Regions from separate parts of the Homo sapiens genome. Here region 1 is linked to region 2. The links are chromatin contacts, found by Hi-C or POLR2A ChIA-PET in ENCODE. All regions are on one chromosome and are shown on one strand. Each heading gives the region's core, a stretch centred on a gene start or an enhancer-like site at or near the end of the contact. The rest is flanking DNA. Distances are from core to core; before and after follow the strand shown.

The links. A loop is a pair of places that touch in the nucleus more often than their neighbours do. ChIA-PET counts read pairs that join two places held with the same protein, here RNA polymerase II (POLR2A). Pooled maps may share reads with other maps.
Region 1: a map of pancreas shows a loop between it and region 2 (2.3-fold over the local background). The contact joins two enhancer-like sites. A Hi-C loop is called at or near these places in 5 of 168 maps with a recorded cell type or tissue (HCT116, MCF 10A, dorsolateral prefrontal cortex and 2 more) and 7 of 50 pooled maps. POLR2A ChIA-PET finds 5 or more read pairs at or near these places in 2 of 52 experiments (GM12878 and MCF 10A).

Annotation. Positions count from the first base shown.
Region 1 is chr12:68,897,784-68,904,126 of GRCh38, forward strand. The region is part of intron 2 of CPM (carboxypeptidase M); the gene reads right to left. Among named protein-coding and RNA genes, the nearest start is that of CPM, 32 kb to the right of the region's middle. Within about 2 kb of position 1,573, at least 5 of the 41 ENCODE cell types and tissues checked have a DNase peak (open chromatin) inside an H3K27ac peak, as active enhancers do.
Region 2 is chr12:69,050,070-69,055,904 of GRCh38, forward strand. No RefSeq gene overlaps it. Among named protein-coding and RNA genes, the nearest start is that of TODL, 45 kb to the left of the region's middle. RefSeq lists an enhancer at 3,502-4,099. Within about 2 kb of position 3,087, at least 8 of the 41 ENCODE cell types and tissues checked have a DNase peak (open chromatin) inside an H3K27ac peak, as active enhancers do.

The DNA.
Region 1 (6,343 bases), core at 323-2,822, 150 kb before region 2:
AGTTATTGTCCATTTGAGGTTTCTTTTTTTACAGTATGTCATGGACATTCCGGTTCAGTGTTGAGGTTTTGTTTCTTGCTGCCCTATTGGTCTCACTCCGTCAGCCAGGCAGGAATGCAGTGGTGCAATCATGGCTCACTATAGCCTTGACCTCCCAGGGCTCAAGTCAGCCACCTCAGCCTCCTGAGTATCTGGGACTACAAGCATGGACCACTACGCCTGGCTAATTTGTGTATTTTTTTTTTTTTTTTGTAGAGATGGGGTTTTGCCATGCTGTCTAGGCTGGTCTTGAAATCCTGAGCTCAAGCAATCCACCCACCTCAGCCTCCCAAGATGTTAGGATTACGGGCATGAGCCACTGTGCCTGGCCTGGTGTTCTTATTTGTTATGAGTGCCTGCAGGTGTCACAGAGCTGTAATTTAAGAAGAGGTTAATTCAGACCCCTTTTGACCCCAGAAAAGACAGTTTGTTGGAGGTCTGCACAGCCCTATTGTCTATTTATTGCTACCATAAGAACTCATCCTTTAGTGGCAAGGAATAATGGCAATTAATTTACTAGTTTCCCCATAAGCTACTGTGGAGAAGAAAGGCTTTTCTTTCAGTCATCCTACTTCCTGAGTTTTACCCTAAAAAGCTCTCATTCTAAAGTGAAGCAAGTGAGAGTCCAGAGTGAAGGATGCTTAGCTCCCAATAGCAGGAGAGGCCTTGAAGTTACCAAAATTAGGTTCCCTAACCGGAACATTTGGTGGATTAACAAAGGTGGACTACTTCTCACTAGTATCACTGTTTTGAGATTTAAATCTCAAAAATAGATCAGTAGTTTAGTAAAGACATCAAAACCAGCATTGAGCAGCACGTCACCTGCCTGAACACAGCATGTGAGATGAGATGATATACAGTATCCTCTTCAGGGCATCTGACATAATGATGAAATGTGCAGGTTCCAGAATCAAAGTGTCAGAGCTAAAACCCAGCTCTGTCACTTACTAGCCATGTGGTATTGGGCAAATTGCTTAATCCCTCTAAATGAATCAGTTTCCTCATCCATATTATGGGATTAACGGTACTTACCCTCATGGGGTTGTTGTGCTATCTCATTTAATTCTTACAAGCTTTAAAAATAGTGCCAGAAACATTGTAAGCACGTGTTTGTTTGAGGGCCTCAGGTGTACAAATTGGCTGATGACAAACTACTGGCCCTAGCAGATGATGTAGTATCAGACCAATTAAAGACAAATTTTCAATATAAACAGTGTACATAACATAGGGATAGACTGCCAATTTGTTATGCCAAGAGACAGCAGAAATGTATGTGCCAGAAGATCTGCACATCAGGTCAAATAGACTACCACTCACTGAAGTTAAAAAGAAAACTGGAGTGTGGATTCAGAAAGTGGAAGGGGCTATTTTGAGAGAACATGTCCTTCAAAATGTATTAGCACAAAAACTGTCACAAACATTCACACCACCAAGCATCAGGTAAATTACTTTTTCAACTCCAAGGACTGAATCTCATTCAGAATTCCCAGGCCCTAACAGCAGAGGACAGTGCTGAACTGGGAAGCCGCATGTTGCCATGAGGGCAGGGCAGAAAGCCAAGTCACCTCTGTTAACTGTGTTGAATCATTAACCATAAACACATTTTTCACAACATTTTCTTTCATGGCCTGTTCTCAAAATTATTGAGGACATCGTGTAGATTTTGACTATCTCAATGTTAATGAGCCTGGAAAGCATGTTAAGAATTTCCAGTCTGGTGCTGTCATGGAGAGACTCCAACTCATCACTGTAAGAGGGCAAGCCAAGAGCTTGTAGACAAGGAAATGGTTCATTAGGAATCAACCAATGACATAAAATTGGTTCAATATGAATCGGTCAATGCCAAAAAAAGGCAGGGGAACTGTCCTAGATTGTGAGACTGTAGACGATGGGTGAGCCTTGCTTGATTTGATTCTGGGAACTACTGGAGAACTTTAAAAATGCAGTATGTTGTTGGATATTACTGAGTTATTATTTTTAGTTTAATAATGATGTGTCATGATTAGGCAGTAAGAAGTCATGCTTAGGAGATGCATATTGGTGTTTTTTGGGATGATGTGACATGCCATTTATCACTTCTAATGGTTCAGTAAAATCAACAGATGGAGCTCATGAGAGAGATAAAGCAAATGTGGCAAAATATTAACAACTGGTGGATGTATATGAATAATGTGTGAGTGCTTATTTTACTATTTTTGTATTTTTTTCTATAGGACTGAAAATTTTCTAAATAAAAAGCTGGAGGGATCAAGAGAATGAAAAGGTAAGCCACAGACTTGGAGAAAATGTTTGCAAAAGACATGTCTGATGAAAGAGTTATCCAAAATACAGAAAGAATTCTGAAAACCCAACAATAAGAAAATAAACAACTCAATTAAAAAATGGACAAAAGATGGAAACAGCAGGCATTTCACCAAAGAAGATAAACAGAGGGCAAATAAGCATATGAAAAGATGTCATCATATGTCACATCATATGTCATCAGGGAAAGGCAAATTAAAACAACAATGAGATATCAATGCATTCCTATTAGAATGGCAAAAATTCAGAACACTGACAACACCAAATACTGGCGAGGATGTGGAGCAACAGGAACTCTCATTCATTGCTGGTGGGAATGCAAAATGGCCAATTTGGAAAGCAGTTTGCAAGTGTCTTACAAAACTAAACCTACTCTTGCCATATGATCCAGCAAACAAGCTCCTTGTTATTTAACAAAATAAACTGAAAACTTACGTCCATATAAAAATTATACAGCTATTTACATTTTTATTTATCATTGCCAAAACTTGAAAGGAACCAAGAGGTCCTTCAGTAGGTGAGGGGATAAATAACCTGTGGTACACTCAGACAATGGAATACGAGTCAGTGTTGAAAAGAAATGATCTATCAAGCCATGAAGATACATGGAGGAAACTTAAATGCATATTACTAAGTAAAAGAAGCCAATCTGAAAAGGCTATACTATATGAGTCCAAGCATATGACATTTTGAAACAGGCGAAATTATGGAGACAATAAAAAGATCAGTGGTTGCCAAAGGCTAGTGAGGAGGGAAGGATGAAAAGATGGCACATAGGGTATTTAGGGCAGTGAAACTCCTCTGTATGATACTACAATGTCATTATACATTTGTCCAAACCCCTACTTCAGTGTAGGTTTATTAGTTGTAACAAATGTACCACTCTGGTGGGGGATATTGATCATGGGAGAGGCTATGCGCGTGTGGGGATAGGGACAAGGGGTATGTGGGAAATCTCTGTACCTTCCTCTCAATTTTGCTTTAGATAATTTTGCTTTTGGGTACTGGTTCTTGGGTTTTAAGTAAATATTTATATTTGTATTGACTTTGCCACAGTAGGTACAGCAAATTTGCTCTAAAACTGCTCTAAGAAAATAAAGTCTTAAAAAAAAGCTGGTGAGGAGGGAAAGGTTTGAAAAAGGTAAAGGTAAGAAACTATGCCCCCATGCACCGGCTCCTGCGGCTTGTAAGGGTGGGATTTAGGAGCCAGAGAGGTCAGGTTGTTCACCTGAAAGGTGAGGCCACCTGGAGGGAGAATGGAAGCCCCAAGGTGAGGAATTCACAGTCTGCTTCTCTCTGATGAAAACACAGAGCTATACTAACCATATTAGAAAGGGGTTAAGAAATTAGTATGTAAACTCTCCAAAACCTGGTCAAGCACATTAGCTTTATTAAACCTCTCTATTTGGAAAAAAAATCATGTGAAAATTTTTATTACAACTAGCAAAAGCTACACAAATAGTTTAAAATCATACGATTTATGGGATCATTGAGACTTCTGGTCACTCAGTCATTAATCTAGCAAAGGCCAAGTGATTAACATAAGAATAAGCAGTCAGTAAAGTTTGAGTGTTGGGCAAGTTTAATCATAACCTCCATGTCTTCCTCAGGATTGGACTTTGGATGGAGTGAAGGGGAAGGAAAATAAATGTTCGGACTTATTCAGTCTCAATTAGATCACCACTCACTTCCTTCAGTCTCTGGGTAGAACAGAGCAAGTAGCAGAAGTATTACAGGAGAAGAAGGGGAGAGAGGAGAGAGAAGGGGAGAGGGGAGGGGATGGCACAGGAGCTGGGAAGGAGAGTATCAGAAAGAGGCACCTCTGTGTCACCCAGCCTGGGAATGCCAACTGAGGAGCTCTACTTTACTTAATATGCATCAATGCAGGACCAAACCTTTGTTGCTTTAAGAATCCTTTCAATTTATCCTTTAACGAAATCATAACACATACTTGATAAATGAGAAGCTACATGACAATCACTCAACCTCTTTCCAAGGAGAGGTAAATATGAGCTTTGTTTACCTTTTTGTTTCTATTCATTTTTAAGACAGCCAAGAAGAATATGAGCATACTATCATTCTACATAATTTAAACCATGAGTGGTACTAATTAATTTCTGTAGCAAGGTACCATGTGAAATTTGCTGTACCTGCTGTTGCAAAGTCAACACAAATATAAGTATTTTACTTTAAAAAACTCCCAAGAACTAGTACCCAAGTATTCCACACACTGAAATACCATGCCTCAAGAAATTATCAACAGATTTCTTCAGCTTATCAAAGCACTTGGCAATGATGCTCTGAGCAGACCCACTAACAATGATCACTAATTGAGGGGCATAATAAGGGGATCTGCTTTAGAAATCTCTATTGGTTTCGGACTTTTCCAGTGTTTCACTGAGATTTGGGGTATTAGGATAGCAGAGGGGTGGCATATTTAAGTGATGTCATAATCATGGAATCAGAGGAAAAACTCAAGGATTTCGGGAAATCATACCTGCTTAAAATACAGATATTTTACATAATTTCCAAAGTGCTTTATCATTTAATCCTCAACAGAAACACCATGAGATAAGTAAGGCAGGTATTATTATCCTCATTTTACAAATGACGAGATGGGCTCAGACAGCCTGGGCTTTGAACTGTGTTTTCGTTTGTTTTACTCTAAGGTTAATGTTCCTCCAAAGTAAAACAGACCTTCTTCTATTACTACCTCAGAGGCAACTGATGTTTACCTTTTTTAGAATAAAGAACTTGAGACATCTCACTTCCCAAATAAAGTAAGAGCTTCATCTCCCATGTCCCTCTCCCCACTCTACAAAAGTGACAAAAAGTCACTATTAACAAGTTGCTTCTCCAATAGATGAGCATTATTTAGACTCATCAATGAGAAGATGCTTTCTGGAAGTTGTAAGTTTATTTTCTTTTGTATCTATAAGAGCTCTGAGACATTAACTGCCTACAATGTTATTGTTAACAAACGTTGTTAACAAAGTCAATGTTACCTGCAAGTAGGCCTACATGCTCACAAAGAAACTTGAACCTATTTTGGGAATTGCTAAATTTCTCAAGCTGTGCATTTACAGTCGGCTGATCACATGTTTTTTCCTGAGCTGAAGACAGTAGCTTTAAAAAAGCCATCTTTCTCTTTTTTTCCCCCTTTGGAACTATTGAAGTCTCAGTCAATAATGTCCTCTCATACCCGTAAACTGTAGCTTATGTTCAATATATCCAAAGGACCAACACTGAATGTTAAGGCTCTGAACTGTCTGTCAGAGTAGGCCCAAGATTACATGGGCACCGCCACTGAACATTTTCAGGTCAGAAAATCTCCCAAACCCAACTCTTTGGCTTCGACAAACTGTATAATTAACTTGCATCTCAGATCAGCTCCTACCTTAAAATGTAAGTTGAGAAATGCCCATTTCAGAAGCAGCATGAGGAAATGAAGGTGTTAATAAGCCATTTGAGTTTACCCGTTCATTAAAGCACATCTTATCTTGATCTTAGTTTGTGTATTTTAAATTAATAATTTATGCTCTGCCAGTTTCACAAAGGACATGAGGCACATTGCTCACTGGCAAACTGTTCTCAAGAAAGAGTGGGCCAGGTGCCATATTCAGAGGCCTAGAACGGATTTCGTGCACATAAATATACAAGTCAGGCCTCCCTCCCTCTGTCTCTCCTTCCCTCTGTCCGTCCCGCCGTCCGTCCCTCCGTCCCTCCCTCCCTTCTTCCCTCCCTCCCTTTCTCTCATTCTTTCTTTCTTTCTTTCTTTCTTTTGACTGGGTCTTGCTCTGTTGCCCAGGCTGGAATGCAGTGGTGTGAACGTGGCTCACTGCAGCCTGGAACTCCTGGGCTCAGGTGATCCTCCCGCCTTGCCCTCCCATGTAGCTGGGACCACAGGCATGCGCCACTATACCTGGCTAATGTTTTGTAGAGATGGGGGTCTCACTTTGTTGCCCAGGCTGGTCCTAAACTCCTGGTTTCAAGTGATCCCACC
Region 2 (5,835 bases), core at 1,837-4,336:
AAAAGGCATCTAAATTGGTAAAGAGGAAGTCAAACTGTCACTGTTTGCTGATGCTATGATTGTATATATAAAAAACCCTAGACTCCTCTAAAAAGCTCCTATAACTGATAAAATAATTCAGCAAATTTTCCAGGTACAAAATTAATGTACACAAATCAGTAGCTCTCCTGTACACCAACAGCAACCAAGCTGAGAATCAAATCAAACTCCTTTTACAATAACTGCAAAAAATAAAATACTTAGGAATATACCTAACTGAGGAGGTGAAAGACCTCTGCAAGGAAAACTACAAAACACTACTGAAAGAAATCATAGATGACACAAACAAATGGAAACACATCCCATACTCACAGATGGGTAGAATCAATATTGTGAAAATGACCATACTGCCAAAAGCAATCTACAAATTCAATGCAATTCCCATTAAAATACCACCATCATTCTTCACAGAACTGGAAAAAAAAATTCTAAAATTCATATGGAACCAAAAAAGAGCCCACATAGCCAAAGCAAGACTAAGCAAAAGGAACAAATCTGAAGGCATCACATTACCTGATTTCAAACTATACTATAAGGCCATAGTCATCAAAAGAGCATGGTCATGATATAAAAATAGGCACATAGACCAATGGAACAGAATAGAGAACCCAGAAATAAACCCAAATACTTATAGCCAACTGATCTTCAACAAAGCAAACAAAAACATAAAGTGGGGAAAGAACACCCTATTCAACAAATGGTCCTGGGATCATTGGCAAGCCACATGTAGGAGAATGGAACTGGATCCTCACCTCTCAGTTTATACAAAAACCAACTCAAGACGGATCAAGGACTTAAATCTAAGACCTGAAACTATAAAAATTCTAGAAGATAACATTGAAAAAAACCTTCTAGACATTGGCTTAGGCAAGGATTTCATGACCAAGAACCCAAAAGCAAATGCAATAAAAACAAAGATAAATGTCTGGGACTTAATTAAACTGAAGAGTTTTTGCATGGCAAAAGGAACAGTCAGCAGAGTAAACAGACAACCCACAGAGTGGGAAAACATCTTCACAATCTATACATCTGACAAAGGACTAATATCCGGAATCTACAATGAACTTAAACAAATTAGCAAGAAAAAAACAAACAGTCCCATCAAAAAGTGGGCTAAGGACATGAATAGACAATTCTCAAAAGAAGATATACAAATGGCCAACAAACACATGAAAAAATGCTCAACATCACTAATGATCAGGGAAACGCAAATCAAAACCACAATGCAGTACCACCTTACTCCTGCAAAAAATGGCCTTAATAAAAAAAAATAGATATTGACATGGATGCGATGAACAGGTTACATTTTCTACACTGTGGGTGGGAATGTAAACTAGTACAACCACTATGGAAAATAGTGTGAACATTCCTTAAAGAACTAAAAGTAGAACTACCATTTGACCCAGCAATCCCACTACTGTGTATCTACCCAGAGGAAAAGAAGTCATTATATGAAAAAGATACTTGTGCACACATGTTTATAGCAGCACAACTCACAACTGCAAAATCATGGAACCAATCCAAATGTCCATCAATCAGTGAGTGATAAAGAAACTGTGGCATATATATACACGATGGAATACTACTCAGCCATAAAAGGGAATGAATTAATGGCATTCACAGCAACCTGGATGGGATTGGAAACTATTATTTTAAGTGAAATAGTTCAAGAACGGAAAACCAAACATTGTATGTTCTCACTCATAAGTGGGAGCTAAGCTATGAGGATGCAAAGGCATAAGAATGACACAATAGACTTTGGAGACTCAGTGGGAAAAGGGTGGAAAAGGGTTGAGGAATAAAAGACTGCAAATAGGGTTCAGTGTGTACTGTGCAGGTGATGGGTGCACAAAAATCTCACAAATCACCGCCAATAAACTTACTCATGTAACCAAATACCACCTGTTCCCTAAAACCTAGGAAATAATTTTTTTTTCTGAGACAGAGTCTTGCTCTGTTGCCCAGGCTGGAGTGCAATAGTGCAATCTCGGCTCACTGCAAGCTCTGCCTCCTGGGTTCATGTCATTCTCCTGCCCCAGCCTCCTGAGTAGCTGGGACTACAGGTGCCTGCCACCATGCCCGGCTAATTTTCTGTATTTTTTTTTTAATAGAGACGGGGTTTCACCGGGTTAGCCAGGATGGGTCTCAATCTCCTGACCTCGTGATCCACCCGCCTCAGCCTCCCAAAGCGCTGGGATTACAGGCATGAGCCACCGCGCCCGGCCAAAAAAAAGTTTTTTAATTAAGTGCTAAGTGTTATAGGTGCACAAAAACGGGAGTGATCTGTTTTAAAGCCTTTGGTAAAAGACGACTTTTGAGCTGAGTTTTGTCAGGTTAAGAAGATAGCAAGAGCCTCTTGAATAGAGAAAACATCCCGTGAACAATATTGAGGTGCGAGACTATGTTATATACAAAGAACAATGGATAATCCTATGAAATTGGGGTGTTGATTTTAAGGAGGGTGAGGTGGAAGTGAAAGCTAGAAAATGGATTTGGGTCGGATTTTCAAGGTTTTTATATTTCAGGCTAAGTTTGGGGGTTTTACTCATAAACAATAGTCGAGGATGCAAAAGAGTAGAAAATGTGGCAAAACATGCGTGCTATACAAGCTGTTTTTCATCAGTGAGGCCAAGAATGTCCTGCGACTCAGAGCTTTGTCATCTTTGATGTTTTGCAAACCTCTTTTGGAGCCAGACTCCAACTGCAAATTTCAGACTTTCTCTTATGTTTATGACCTTGTATTTTTCAAAAGGTTTAAAATTTCACATTGCTGCTATGTTCCATCCAGTGAAGGCAAGGTTACCTGCCAGAAATAATCTGAAAGGCAAACAGTACAGTTTTACCAGTTTCTCTGTTATGTCATTCATTTCCAAGTAAAGAATAGATCAACAAACAGACAAAATCCTTTTTGTCCCCAGACAGAATTTAAAAGGTTAATTTTATACATGTTGGTAGATTGTTTTCTCCTACATGTGGTACAAACCACCCGCTAGAGGCAAATTACTTAAATCAGCTCTCGTAACCACACATACATATTTATGCAGCCAGCAGTGGGAGGTGTGGAGGGCAGGGGGATTCCAGGTGACTCAGTATGTCTGGCATCTGGGTCAAGAATTTCAACCGATGGCAGAGGGGTTGCCACCATAATAGGTGCTGTGTATGAACTGCCACCAAATCACTGCATGTGATTTGTGCCGTGTGAGGTCCTTACAGATCTGTTTTGAGGCTAGGCAACCCTTAATGTGAAGCAGCTTTGATTTTTTCCAGCTCATTCAGCATGGACGGCCTGGAGGACTTGCTTTCCTGCTAGCTTCTTAGGTGTCTAACTCCTAGTTAGTTGTGGTAAGTCTGTCCTGGAGTTTAAATTTTCCCAGTATTGACATAAATCACTGCACATTGGAAAATTTCTAGGTGGCTCAACTATATGCAGCACATGGTGCCCAACGTGGGGGAACGTTCATTTTTCTCTCCCATTTCTTTTAAGTGAAACTGCCATGAAAAGTAGACATTGAACTGTATTTTAATCAGTATTATTCCTCTTTCTTGCTGTGGAGATATCCAGTTACCTTGCACTGACAGATCTTTGTCTTAGGAAGATCCATCTGCTTAGCCCCTTTTAGCAAAGGGCCCAGATGTTGCTGCAAATAAATTGCAAACTGGCACAAAAGCCAAGGAGATTCAAAGGAGAAGGTTAGGAATGCCAAGCCCCTTCCTTCTTTGAGATGTTAATAAAACATCTATACTGGATTAAACTGGCCACAGTACAAGGCCACGAGGCAGACAGCACTATGACCCCATGGAGAAGCTCACCTCTGGAGAGAACAATGTGGCACAAGATTTCAGTTTCTTCCCATGGCCTGGGTAGTCATGGCAGATGGTTCGACACGGGCTGATGTGGGAGACCCTCCTCTCTGACCCTCCTAGACACTCCACCACTGTGCGTGGCCTTGAGGAAATGACCAAGAGTGAGTTTAAACCATATAGTTCTCTTTCTCAAAAACTTTTAGTTTTTGACTTAACATCTTAAATATAAACATCCCAACTGGATATTCAAGGCCCCAAAATCTGACCCTGAAGTTCTTTTCCCAGGTTGTTTTTCCAAATGACCCCTACAAGGTTGCTCTGGTCGGTCGACTTGAATAGCCTGATATGCTCCTTTCTCACCTCCTTGCCTTTGCTCGGTTGGGAACATTCTCCCTCTTTCTACGTATCAACACCCCGCTCACCCTCTGAGACCCAGCTCATATGTAACTTCCTCCAAAACTCCTCTCCTAAATCCCTCCCACCAAGATTTCCTTCTCTGGTTTACTTTTCTCTTGCACGTTTCCACTGCTCTTCATGCACTTATGTACTGGAGCCTCATCTGTTTTTAGCCTGTACACTGAAAGACACCATTGTAGGTACTGTGAGTTGCAGCCCAGAAACACAGGAGATCTGTAAACGGTTACTGAATTGCAACAAATTGTGTTGTCAAAGGTCACACAGCTGGTTAGCGATAGCAACAGAGGTAGCAATCACCTTTCCTGACACCTAATCTGATAGTGTCAGTAAAATAAACTGGAATCCTCTTTTCTTCTAAAACTTACATGTATCGCTTAAAAAGTATGACATGTATGGTATATATCATAAAAAATCTTTTAATATGTCTTTATCACTTCTTTCTGGCTATAAGTAACCCTCCCAGTTGTCAATGAGAAGCGTGTTTACCAGGCAGAGAGAGCATGCAGCATGCTGGTGGGTGCAGCAACGCTGTGTTCTGCCCAGATCTCCTTGGATCCCCTGTAGGAGTCTGTGCTCCTGTTGGACTTCTGTGTGCCTGTACTTCTAAATGGCCTGCAACGGCAACTCACCTTGAGCCCTGCCCTAGGGTACCAGAGCCATTTTTCCCACACACAGAAAACTGTCTGCATACCTAGGAATGTATGTTTCCTTGGGGTGGCCCTTAGTCAATGAGTGATTGGTGTGGATGTATGAAAGACCAACTGCCTGGCCTCCAGTTGGGACAAGCTCTAAGGCATAATTCATTCTCCTGAGCTGCTCTCCTGCAGGAGCAGGCGGGAGCTGGGACTTTGCCTGATATCGTGCCTTCGCTCAGATCCTTCTCATCCCTGTCCTGCTTCTCAAACTCCCCCCTGCCCCACCCCGGCCTCCTCACAGGCCACTTTCTCTATACATCCCTTGCCCATGAATCCACATCTCAAGGTCTGCTTTGGAAGAACTTAAACTAAGGCTGTGTTGTATGGAAGACAATGGAAGATGGAGCAAGACTTAATCATTGCTCACAAAGACCAAAATCAAATGGAAAGTCCCCTCTATGGACAGTTGACGTTCCTAAGTGGCTCTTTTTGGCTCACAATCAGAAGCATCCAGAGTTCAAAATGCACAGTCCAGATGATGACACACATGAGGACTGAGGCTTTGTAAGTCTCACATTAACACAATATTACATTTGGCCACATCCCCTGGCCTTTTGACTGTTTACATCCTCAGAATTGAGGGGTGTTTGAGAAGGCCTGCCACCAGGAAGAGTGCCGGTCACTGGATTATTGAGTGACATTGGACTCTGCCTACTTTCCCAAAGTGAAAAAGTCTGTTACTGCAGCAAAGGCAGTGCTGAGGAGCGAAATGTATGTGGATGACATTGAATATAATTGACCATCATTTCCTATTTGCCGTCTTCCTATGTCCACAGGCTGGAATACCAATATTGCCCAATCAAAGGGCAACTTCTCTGAAAGAAATAGAGAAAAGAGTAGGATGCAGCTCTATTCCTGGGTGCTCCCTCTCACGTGGTCC